Regions from separate parts of the Homo sapiens genome. Here region 2 is linked to region 1. The links are chromatin contacts, found by Hi-C or POLR2A ChIA-PET in ENCODE. All regions are on one chromosome and are shown on one strand. Each heading gives the region's core, a stretch centred on a gene start or an enhancer-like site at or near the end of the contact. The rest is flanking DNA. Distances are from core to core; before and after follow the strand shown.

The links. Hi-C counts contacts between places; a loop is a spot of excess contacts on that map. ChIA-PET counts read pairs that join two places held with the same protein, here RNA polymerase II (POLR2A). Pooled maps may share reads with other maps.
Region 2: a loop to region 1 is called in a map of naive thymus-derived CD4-positive, alpha-beta T cell, with 6 times the contacts of the local background. The contact joins the promoter of LINC02552 here to the enhancer-like site in region 1. A Hi-C loop is called at or near these places in 3 of 168 maps with a recorded cell type or tissue (CD4-positive, alpha-beta memory T cell and naive thymus-derived CD4-positive, alpha-beta T cell) and 12 of 50 pooled maps. POLR2A ChIA-PET finds 5 or more read pairs at or near these places in 4 of 52 experiments (CD4-positive, alpha-beta T cell, CD4-positive, alpha-beta memory T cell, Caco-2 and 1 more).

Annotation. Positions count from the first base shown.
Region 1 is chr11:104,702,973-104,708,195 of GRCh38, forward strand. No RefSeq gene overlaps it. Among named protein-coding and RNA genes, the nearest start is that of LINC02552, 96 kb to the left of the region's middle. RefSeq lists enhancers at 2,709-2,838, 2,849-2,968. Within about 2 kb of position 3,004, at least 13 of the 41 ENCODE cell types and tissues checked have a DNase peak (open chromatin) inside an H3K27ac peak, as active enhancers do; they include CD4-positive, alpha-beta T cell, where a contact is called at or near this core.
Region 2 is chr11:104,606,464-104,611,686 of GRCh38, forward strand. LINC02552 (long intergenic non-protein coding RNA 2552) reads right to left here and starts at 2,839. Exons shown (of 4, transcript NR_120585.1): 1 at 2,774-2,839.

The sequences.
Region 1 (5,223 bases), core at 1,754-4,253:
GTTTGACTTTTTAATTGAGGTTATGGCTTATTTGTGTGCTTTACATTTTTTATTAATAATACAAATTATTTATTGTCATCTGATGATATAAGTAAACATACATTTCACTTACACATTTTAATCAACTTACATGATGAGCCAAATATCGTTTGGCTAATAAAAAAAAACCTAACCAAAACATAAATTTTCACTAAAGATATAAGATTATATTCTGGTTATTCAAAAAGAAATGTTTCTTTGGATTCATTATTAACCAAAATTGGATAGGCTATTCATCAAGCATGTATTGAACGTATATTATATATAACACAATGGAATGAGACCTCTAAGGAAATAAACAATGGAAAAAAATTAAAGCACACCTTAAGGTGTTACGTTTTGTTTTGCTTTTAATTAATTATTTTTCCAGAGCAGTTTTAGGTTTACAATAAAATCAAGCAGAAGGCACAGGATTTTCCATACAACCTTGGTACCTATGCATGCTTAGCCTTTCCCATTATCAATATCCCCCACCAGAGTGGTCCATTTGTTATAATCCATGAATCAACATTGAAACATTATATCCCCCAGACTCCATAGTTCACATTAGGGTTGACTCTTGATGTTGTGCATTCTGTGAGTTGGGACAAATGGTGGACATGTAGCCACCATTCTAGTTCCATACAGAATAGTTCACTCTCCTAACAGTGTTTTTAACACACCCATCTCAAAGTATAACTTCCAAATGGGTAAAAGCATGACTCATGAATATATAAAATGTACACATGTCAAAAATTGTATTCTAGTTCTTAATTAACAAAGGAACAAGTAAGTTTTTTTTGTTTTTGTTTTGTTTTGTTATGAGACAGTCTCACTCTGTTGCCCAGGCTGGAGTGCAATGGTGTGATCTCCGCTCACTGCAACCTCTGCCTCCTGGCTTCAAGAGATTCTCCTGCCTCAGCCTCTCCAGTAGCTGGGATTACAGGTGCACACCACCATGCCTGGCTAATTTTTGTATTTTTAGTAGAGATGGGGTTTCACCATGTTGGCCAGGCTGGTCTTGAACTCCTGACCTCATGATCCGCCCGTCTCGGCCTCCCAAGGTGCTGGGATTACAGGTGTGAGTCACCGCGCCGGGCCTAATAAGAAGTTTTAATTGATATAAAGAACATTTGAAAAGTAATTATTTGTAAGTAATATTATTTGAGATCACCAGGTTAGAGACAAAACTCATAGAAAGGGATATAAAATTTTGGAATTGTATATCGTACAAGAGAGAAATTAATTTCATCTTTCTAAAAAAGTCTACAAGTTAAAGTCTAATTTTTAAAAAATCAGTTTAAAAGTCTAACTTCCCTTTCTTAAGTCTTAGACCTTGGGTAAATAGTGAGGTAATCATGTACATTCCCATAAATGATGTTTTGCTTTCATGGGACACTGAAAAAATGTGCTATTCACATTTTTTCTTATTTTCAAGGTTTAGATAATTTTTCTAACATAGATAAAAGCAATGTATACATATTATAGTTACATAGTACTTTACTCTGAAAAGCATTTAAAGTGAAGTTTTATGAAATGTTCAGAAAAGGAAAATACATTTCAACTTGGCCTTCAGGGATTCTCAGCTAGGAATTGGCAGAGATGGAAAGTGGATGGAGAAGAGATCAGAAAAAAAGGAGAGAGCTGATTTGAAGGCACAAAAGCCAGAAAGCATAGTTGTATTTTGCAATAGAAAGGACTCCAGTTTGCTTACATTGCTGGATGCATGGAAGAGAACAGCAGGCTATAAAGGCCGAGAAGATGGTTTGAGTCTGGATTGTGCCAGGCTAAAGGATTTTGACTTTTTTTGTTAGGCAATAGGGATCCCTAAAGCTTTTAGAGTCTGGATAAGGAAGATAGATCTGCTCAATAAGAAGGATGAACTAACAATAGAGTCTTTTCTAGGATGCTACTGAAGGAATTGAGAGACAGAATATACAAATGAGTGAAAGCCAGACCATATAGAAAAATAGAACCCTAACCCACAATTTGCAGCTACCAGCACAGGATGCCAGCTTGCTACACATCTGACTTGTAGGAAGTCAGAATGTTATCTCTAATAATAAATCCAGGAAGCCAAACAATAACTCCTATTACAATTGACCCCAAATGACCAGGCCTTGATTAATAACTGACAACTTTAATAATTTTTGTCCCTGCTTCCAACTTAGGACCAACTAGAGAAAGCCAGTTATACACCTCTAACCAATTCCATCGATGCTTCACTTCTAGTTAGCCACCCCACAACAACAGCCTCCAATCAGGGAATAATAGTTGAAGCCTTTCCTCTTCTCAACTATGAAGCTTCCCTACTTTTCTGCTGCACTTTGAGTCTGCCAAAATGCAAGCAATGATGGCTGATTCCTTTGCAATTAAAAACTCTGAATAAATAAACTTTGCTTGTTCTCATTCAGATGGTCTTTGTTTACTTCCATAAAATACACTACCATTAAAACTAAGGATTCTTTTTTAACTAACAGCTTTATCAAGACACATGAATCTGTCCAGTCAATATAAATTGGATCTCCTAGTGTGCCAGGCAGTGTCAGGCAGTAAAAATGTAAGCATATACACTCTTGCCCTCGGAAAGCCTTTACACTGTGTAGGATAGAAACAAGTAAATATACATCATACACTGTCAAATACAAAACTGAACCCAAGTTAAAATTAACACAGGCTGATTATTCATAAATGTGCAGGAAGAGAACCCATCTGTCATCACTTTCATTTCAGCAGAGGTACAAGGATGTTAGAAATGAGAGTAAATTTTACCTGGTAAAAAAGAAAAAAATGCTGAAAGCGTCTCTAATTGGTGAGCATTACATTAAAGTGGGATGTGGAAGCAGAGACTTATTCAGGTATATTTGAGATTAGTTGGTGTGCTGGAACTAGGTGAGCCGGCATTTTCAGAATATTTCAAAACAGGAAGTCTTATTCAATGTTAGAGACTGAAGATTTTCTGTGGCTGGCCATTTCCAGGAACAAGTCTAGCTGACGGGGTGCTTTTGTGTGGTGTGTCTGTCATAATGGTCCTTAATGGAGGCAGAGGAGCTGGTATGGCAGGAAGTTTCTCACCACAGTATACTAAGTAATGAGTTTCTGTTAGTTTTATGTAGAGAGATCTGAATTTACAGATGAGATAATGTTGGTACTGCTGGATTGGCATTACAAAAATATGAAACTGCAAAAGTGGCTGCCCCCAAGATATCTGAAGACCAATTTATTTAAATTAAAAACAATTTATGGGCTTTTATGTGTGTGTGTGTGTATGTGTGTGTGTATATATATATGTGAAATTTTCAAGAACACAGCCTACACATAAAGCAGTACTGCAGACTGTCAGTCTATAAGCTAAAATTTTGTTTATTTATATTGGCTAGTGCTAAAAAATGGAATTTTCATGCTGTTAACAGTGACCTGTTTCCCATAGTCACTACTGTTGACACATCCTTATACCAGTGTATTTCACATATCCACATTAACTAAAAAGGCTTTGGGCTTGCAAGTGTTGAAGAAATATAATTAAAAACAAAATATTCTCTCAACCCAGAAATTATCCACAAAGACAGTAGAGAAAGAGAACACTTTTATTATTGAAAAAGCATTACACCATAATATGATGCACATCACAGGAAATCCATTAAGAGATTGCAAAGACAGAAAGGAATCTCTACCCCTTATATAATCAAGTAACCCATTACATACATTTTTCAAGATGAACAATAACTAGTTGTCAAGTAAGAGGACTGACAGCACCTTTTGTCACACAGTTCATCCTAACTTTACCTTGTAATTGGGGTGACCATCTGTGTTAGCATATTGGCTATATCGAGAGAGACAAACAAACAATCAAAACCATATACCTTTATGATAGAACATAGCTTTAGCTTTGCAAATTGGAGCAAGGTGCCCACAAAAGTTAGATTATTATCCTTCCACAGAAACTGGGAGATAGGAGCACTGTCTTCCTTTATGTTAACATTTATATTAGTCTGTTCTCATGCTGTTATGGAGAAATACCTGATGCTGGGTAATTTATAAAAAAAGGAGGTTTAATTGGCTCACAGTTCTGCATTGCTGAGGAGGCCTCAGGAAAGATACAATCATGGTGGAAGGCAAAGGAGAAGCAGGCACCTTCTTCACAGGGCAGCAGGATGGAGTGAGTGCAAGCAGGGGAAATGCCAGATGCTATAAAACCATCAGATCTCCTGAGACTCACTCATTATCATGAGAACAGCATGGCGGAAAACCACCCCCATGAGCCAATTACCTCCACCTGGTCCCGCCCTTGATAGGTGGGGATTATGGTGATTACAATTCAAGGTGAAATTTGGGTGGGGACACAGAGCCAAACCATATCAGCGTTTCAAAAAGATGGCTTCCAAGCTCTGAAAGGTATTCCTGAGTCATAAAGTTGACAAAAGACCTATCTAGTTTTCAAAATAATTTCTGTACATTTCGAAGAGAGGAGAATGTACTTACAATGATAAGGTTTCTAAAGTAAATGCTCTAATAAAAATGAGGATGAAGAAGTCCCTTTCTTTATCTCAATGGGGGAATTAAGTCTCTTATTTTTAATTTTTATTTATTCAAAAGTACCCCAACAAATTCACCTGAATTGCCCCCTCCAAAATGAAGTAGCTTAAGATGACATTTTAAAAATAATTCTCTTTAACAATGACAGTTGCTGGCATTTGTGTAGTGATTCTATGAACCAGTTTTAGGGAATTAAGAAACTTCCTAAATGCAGATTTTAGGGCCTTTGGTCATAGAAACCAATTAAAAAGACCTGGGATTCAGTTCAAATAGTTTCCTTCTTATCAAATTCTTTCAAGGCCATTTTGAGTCTTGTTATCCCTTGCCACTCCTTAAGAAATACCACCTATGACTACACAACCTCAGTGAAATAATAACCTCACCTAATTGCTTTTGAAATTTGCCTAATGGCTTTTGGGTCACCCTTAGGCTACTTGTTTATCCCAAACAATTAATAATTTCTAATTATGCCTGTAGTCACCTTTTTTATTTTGGCAAATGAAGTATTCCCTCTTCCATAACTGAGTGATTATCATGGCGTCAGTAATTCAGAGCATCCCCATACTGGACTCATATAAATTGCACCACAATGATGTAGCTTAAATATATTTTGAATAAGACATTAATTTTTTAAATATCTCATCACCATTATATTTAATTTATAAGCCA
Region 2 (5,223 bases), core at 1,589-4,088, 97 kb before region 1:
TCACTTCAATCTCCGCCTCCTGGGTTCAAGTGATTCTTCTGCCTCAGCCTCCGGAGTAGCAGGGATTAAAAGCGCGTGCCACCATACCTGGCTAATTTTTGTATTTTTAGTAGAGATGGGATTTCACCATGCTGGCCAAGATATTCTTGATCTCCTGACCTTGTGATCCACCTGCCTCGGCCTCCCAAAGTGCTGGGATTATAGGCGTGAGCCACCGTGTCCAGCCGGTTTTCTTTTCTTAAAATGCTTTTTTTGTTTGTTTGTTTTAGTGTCAGAGTAATGCTAGCATCATTAACTGATTAGGAAAGTATTCCATACTTTTCAATTTTTGGAAGAGTTTGTATAGAATTAGCATAACTTTTTCTATCAATTATTGAGAGTGGGATATTGAAACCTTAAACTATTTTTTGAATATGTGTCTCCTTGCAGCTTTATCTATTTTCGTTTCATGTATTTTGAAGCTCTGTTACTACTTGCATAAATACTTCACAATGCTATATCCTCTTGATGAACTGACCCTTCTGGATGGTGAAGAAAAATAAAATATTCTTGGCCTAACCTGAGCTCCAAGAATTGTTCCCCTTAGTCCTTCCAGAGGTTCATTCTTCAGTTTCGAGTAGATTTCACCCACACGTGTGCAGATGAGTTCTCTCCTGAAACACTTGAGAAAGACCTGATAGAAATTGCCAGAGTTTTCTCCCCATGCAGCTCTCCCCTCGCTCATGCTCTGTGAACCCTAGCTGCTTTTGTCTGGGAACTCTCAGCTGTCTCCTCAACTCTACAAGAATGCCAGACGCTGCCTGTGTTTCTTATGGCTCACCTAGGTCTAGGAGATTTAACTGATTACTTAATCTTTTATCTAAAACAAACCATACTAATTTGTACAAATACCTTTAATTCTGTGTGAAATTATTTTTATATTCTTTATTTAAGAAAATGTGATGTTGTATCTCTGTCTTAAATCATCAAAAATATAATGACAGAAAAATTAAAAGAAAGAATAACAGAGGAAACATATGGATAACACTTGAATTAATTCACCATTCCAGTGTCAGGAAGATAGTTTCTGCAAACATTTAAAAAATCTATGTATTCTGACGAGTTGATGTCTTGTGATGGTTTTACAAGAAGAATCAAATATAAATATCATGTTGTAAAAGATTAATATGCATGCATCTGCTTTAAATAGAACAAGGCTAAAGAACATTTTGTTCTTGTTACTGCTTCTCAATAAGTTTGGTAGTTCAGTTTAACTCAGGTAAGCTTTCTAAATGTCTAGCATCTTGTCCAAGCTCATAACAAAGATGTTCAAATGCCTTGGCACCCTCCTATTATTATTCCTTCCTGCTCTCCTCATAACCTTTTATTTTCTCATTTTTCATTTAACCATTCCTGGACCTCACTCTCATCTTGCAATATCTAATAAGCCTTTACTAAGGACTGAACATGTGAGGGCCAGATTTGTGAACTGGACTTTTCTCTCTGTAGATTTTTCAATTAGGTTTTCACAATGCCCTAGTTTCACTGAGTCAGTAAAACTCCCAGATGTTTCCATTCTTTATGTATCTCTCCTTGTATCCCTCATCTCTGTCATAATTTTAGAGACCCTCTTGACATTTAAAAAATTTGGAAACAACAGTTTCTTATTTCTGCCTAAGAAGACTTAAGATATTTCTGTAAAGATTTGGTTGGACACATATAGACATTTATTCCAAATTAAATCAGTGGTCTTCTTCAGATTGAGTTCCAAGCTGTAAACTTCAAAGGATAAGTTCTGCTTTACTAACTGTAATGCCAAACCAATTATTTTATAAAAACAATTAAATTGTCATGAACATAAGATTTCATATCCTGAAAGAATAGGAATAAGTTCTATTTTCACAATTAGTTTTCTATGTATAGTCCTCAACCACAATGCCTGTGAACCACCATCCTGGGAAATAAACTTTTCTTGAGATCTCAAAGCAAATGAAGACAAGTAACCAGCATGGCACAAATGCTTCTCTGCTACTACGTGGATTCTTTTATAGACACTGATTATATATTAAGATATTAATTTTATCCATTTACACTCATCAAAAAAGAAATATATGGTCCACATACTTAAATTCAACTTCTTTCTTAGAGGCAATGGACTAAGTACAATCACAAGCAATAGACAAACATCATAACTTTAATTTTTGGCTGTAAAAATGGAATAAAAACAGTAATTGTATTCATCATCGCTTGATGAAGTCTTTAAAATGTTACTTTTATTCTAGGAAGAATGTAGGCAACCTCTAAAGGGTTGATGTGGCAAGAAAGACACTGATATTTTTTCTGGGAAAAAAATACCTTGGCTCTGAACGAAAAAGAATATTGCTGAAATTATAGTTAGGAGCCTAGTTCTCCTATTGTTAGAGCTCTTTTAGGACATTTTATGATATTTTCTACAAGCACAGGACTGTGGCTATTTAGCTTGGTTTCTATTATGCCTTTCTTGGCATCATGTAGGATAACTAGCACATCTTATAGGACACCAGTGAAAGACAAAATAGACAACACAAAAATCGTATGGCATTCCTCAAACTGTTTTATGTGAAAAAGAAAGGCTGTCTTATACTATTCAAATCCCTAGACGAATATGTCAAAATAAGAGTACGAGAGGAAGGGGTTATTTCAAGGATATCCCACATATAGACAACATGGTGCATTGTGACATCGTTATATAAATATTAATAGTGCCAGAATACTAATCCCTTCATCGGGGAGGAAATATTCTAAATTCACTTACCTCTTGCAGCACTTTCCTACATAGTACTGTAGACACAGCCCATTGGCATCCTAGAGATGGCATTCTGAAGAGAAAGCAGGATCTCAACTCCTCTCAAGGTGTTCCTCCCTCCCTTGAAGGTCAGGATGTCTTGTGCTGGCACATCCTTTGGTGGGTCAGTAGATGGCAGTGTGTCTGAATCTAGTATGTATGGTAGGGGAAAGCTTTTTAGCATTTCCCAAGAAAATGAAGGTTTTGAAAGCTGTGAGGCAGCATGGGGCCTAGTGCATGGGCCAGAAGACTTGATCTTTATTTCTGGCTCAACTCCTGAATACATTTACTTGAGTAAATGGACACCAGCCACTTAACTTTTGTGTTCTTTGCTTTCTTGAACTTGAAATTAGACAAAATACTCTGCCTCTTCCCATCTCCCTCACAAGGACCCTGTGAGTTTAATCAGACTTCAGATTAGTTTCCGTTCTTTGAAGAAAAGACTCCTTATGAATTTGCTATGCTATTTATAATGTCAGTGGCAAAATTGATCTGGGTTGTTCTTCTGGGACTTGAAGTAAATAAACACAGAGGCATTTGGCAAGAAGGATCTTCTGTATTTCTGTGCCATAAAATGTTGGTGTATTTTGGTTTTAAGTAGCAGCACTGGATCTCAGGATGCAAAATTATTCTTGTTACTTGGAATTAAAATAACTTCCTCCATTCCATGGAACTTGACAATTACGGAAGGAAGCCAATAGGCCTCTGGCACCTTCCCAATTTAAATTTAAACTGTTCACTGCAAGTACAGATTCAATCAGATACAATCATTTTCACTTTTCCCTGCTATTAAACATAAGAATTTTCACTTCAGCATTTTACTACAAAGGTGGCACTCTGATAAATGTTAAATGAAATGGTAAGTAGGAAATACCATTGAAGGGTTGAAAGATGATTCTTTTTCCCAACAAGATCCAGCTGTGCATGAATTCACTGGAAGTTAGAATAGTTAGAATCCTCAACCAAAACATACCTTCAGCTGCATGGCACCAAAATGGGTCATGACAAGATCATGTTGGGGCAAAACAAACTTTAACATCTCACCTGTCAACCTGGCTCTGGTCACGATCAAAGCTAAGCTTCTTTGAAGAAGCCTTGCTACTTTGAGGCTGGTAACAAGGATCAAAAAGGGATACAATAAATAATACTATTTCTGGACAGGTAGATTCTGATAGGGAGGTCTAGCGTATTTCTAATACAGATGCCTACCTCATCTGGTCTTCTTGGAAACAAAAAATTATATTGTGTAGGATAGCCAGAAATCTACCTGCTATATAAAAAGATAAAATTGTAAAATGAAATGGATGTCATGTTTGAACACATGCCATACCATCATTTTTAGGTAGCAGCCTTTCAGGATATAGACAAATATATTTGGGATGGTTTCTGGGTGTATAATCCATTGGAAAAGCTATTTTAATATAAAAATTCACTGTCAAAATATTAATAAACAACTAGTCTTTTTTCAAATCTCTTGTGCAATAAACATAGATTCAAGACAAGTGATTTTTGTCGTGTCATCTTATTTGTAAGACATGTCTCTCTAGTTGGATAGTGATTGGCTTGTTGGTTTGAACGTCAGGAGGTTAAAATCTTAATTTAAATATGCATTAGTATTAAAATATGTTCAAGAGAATGTCACATCAACCTCAACCTCAAAGTACCAATTATGTTGTTTGGGTTCCACATTTGACACTGTTCTGACTAAACTGATATCCCCCGTTCAGAATTTCTAAAAATGCCTCAGATCTCAGTTTCATAATACATTCTATGTAAAGTAGAAACATTAAGAAAAACTGAATTATAGAAACATAATTTCATAGTTTCAAGGACATAGAAGTCAAAGCATACTGCTTGAAGCTAATGAACAATTATAAAGATGTAGAAGCCAGCACATTATTAGCATTAGGTTAGAAGAAATAGACAATTCTGTAACCACTCAACAGGATGGATTCAAAACAAAGAAATTGTTAAGTTTGGAGTTTAATTATAAACACTAATTTGTAACTTGGATGAGAACAGTAACTGTTTTTAATCCTTAGCCAGTGTTTTATTTTTTTCCCTGAAGCCGCTTATTGAAGAAAATAAATGACGCAGGAAAAGCAAGGGGAATAACTAATAACCAACATTTTATGCATATATATGTGTAGAACTTAAGTGAGAAAAAAACTGATGGCACCATAGTCAATTTAAATAAGATAAAACGTATCAATCAAGCAGTCAACCATAAATCTCTAAGAAACAAGAAGCCCATGTACAAATTCACGGAAACATGGTAATTGATCTTTGTTGATAACGTTGAAGCACTTTGTGATTCAGAAAAAAAAACAAATTTGGAAGTTATCGTATACATAATATGGTTTTACACATAATATTATGTATATTTTATTACATTTTATATTTTTAGATATTATTCATAC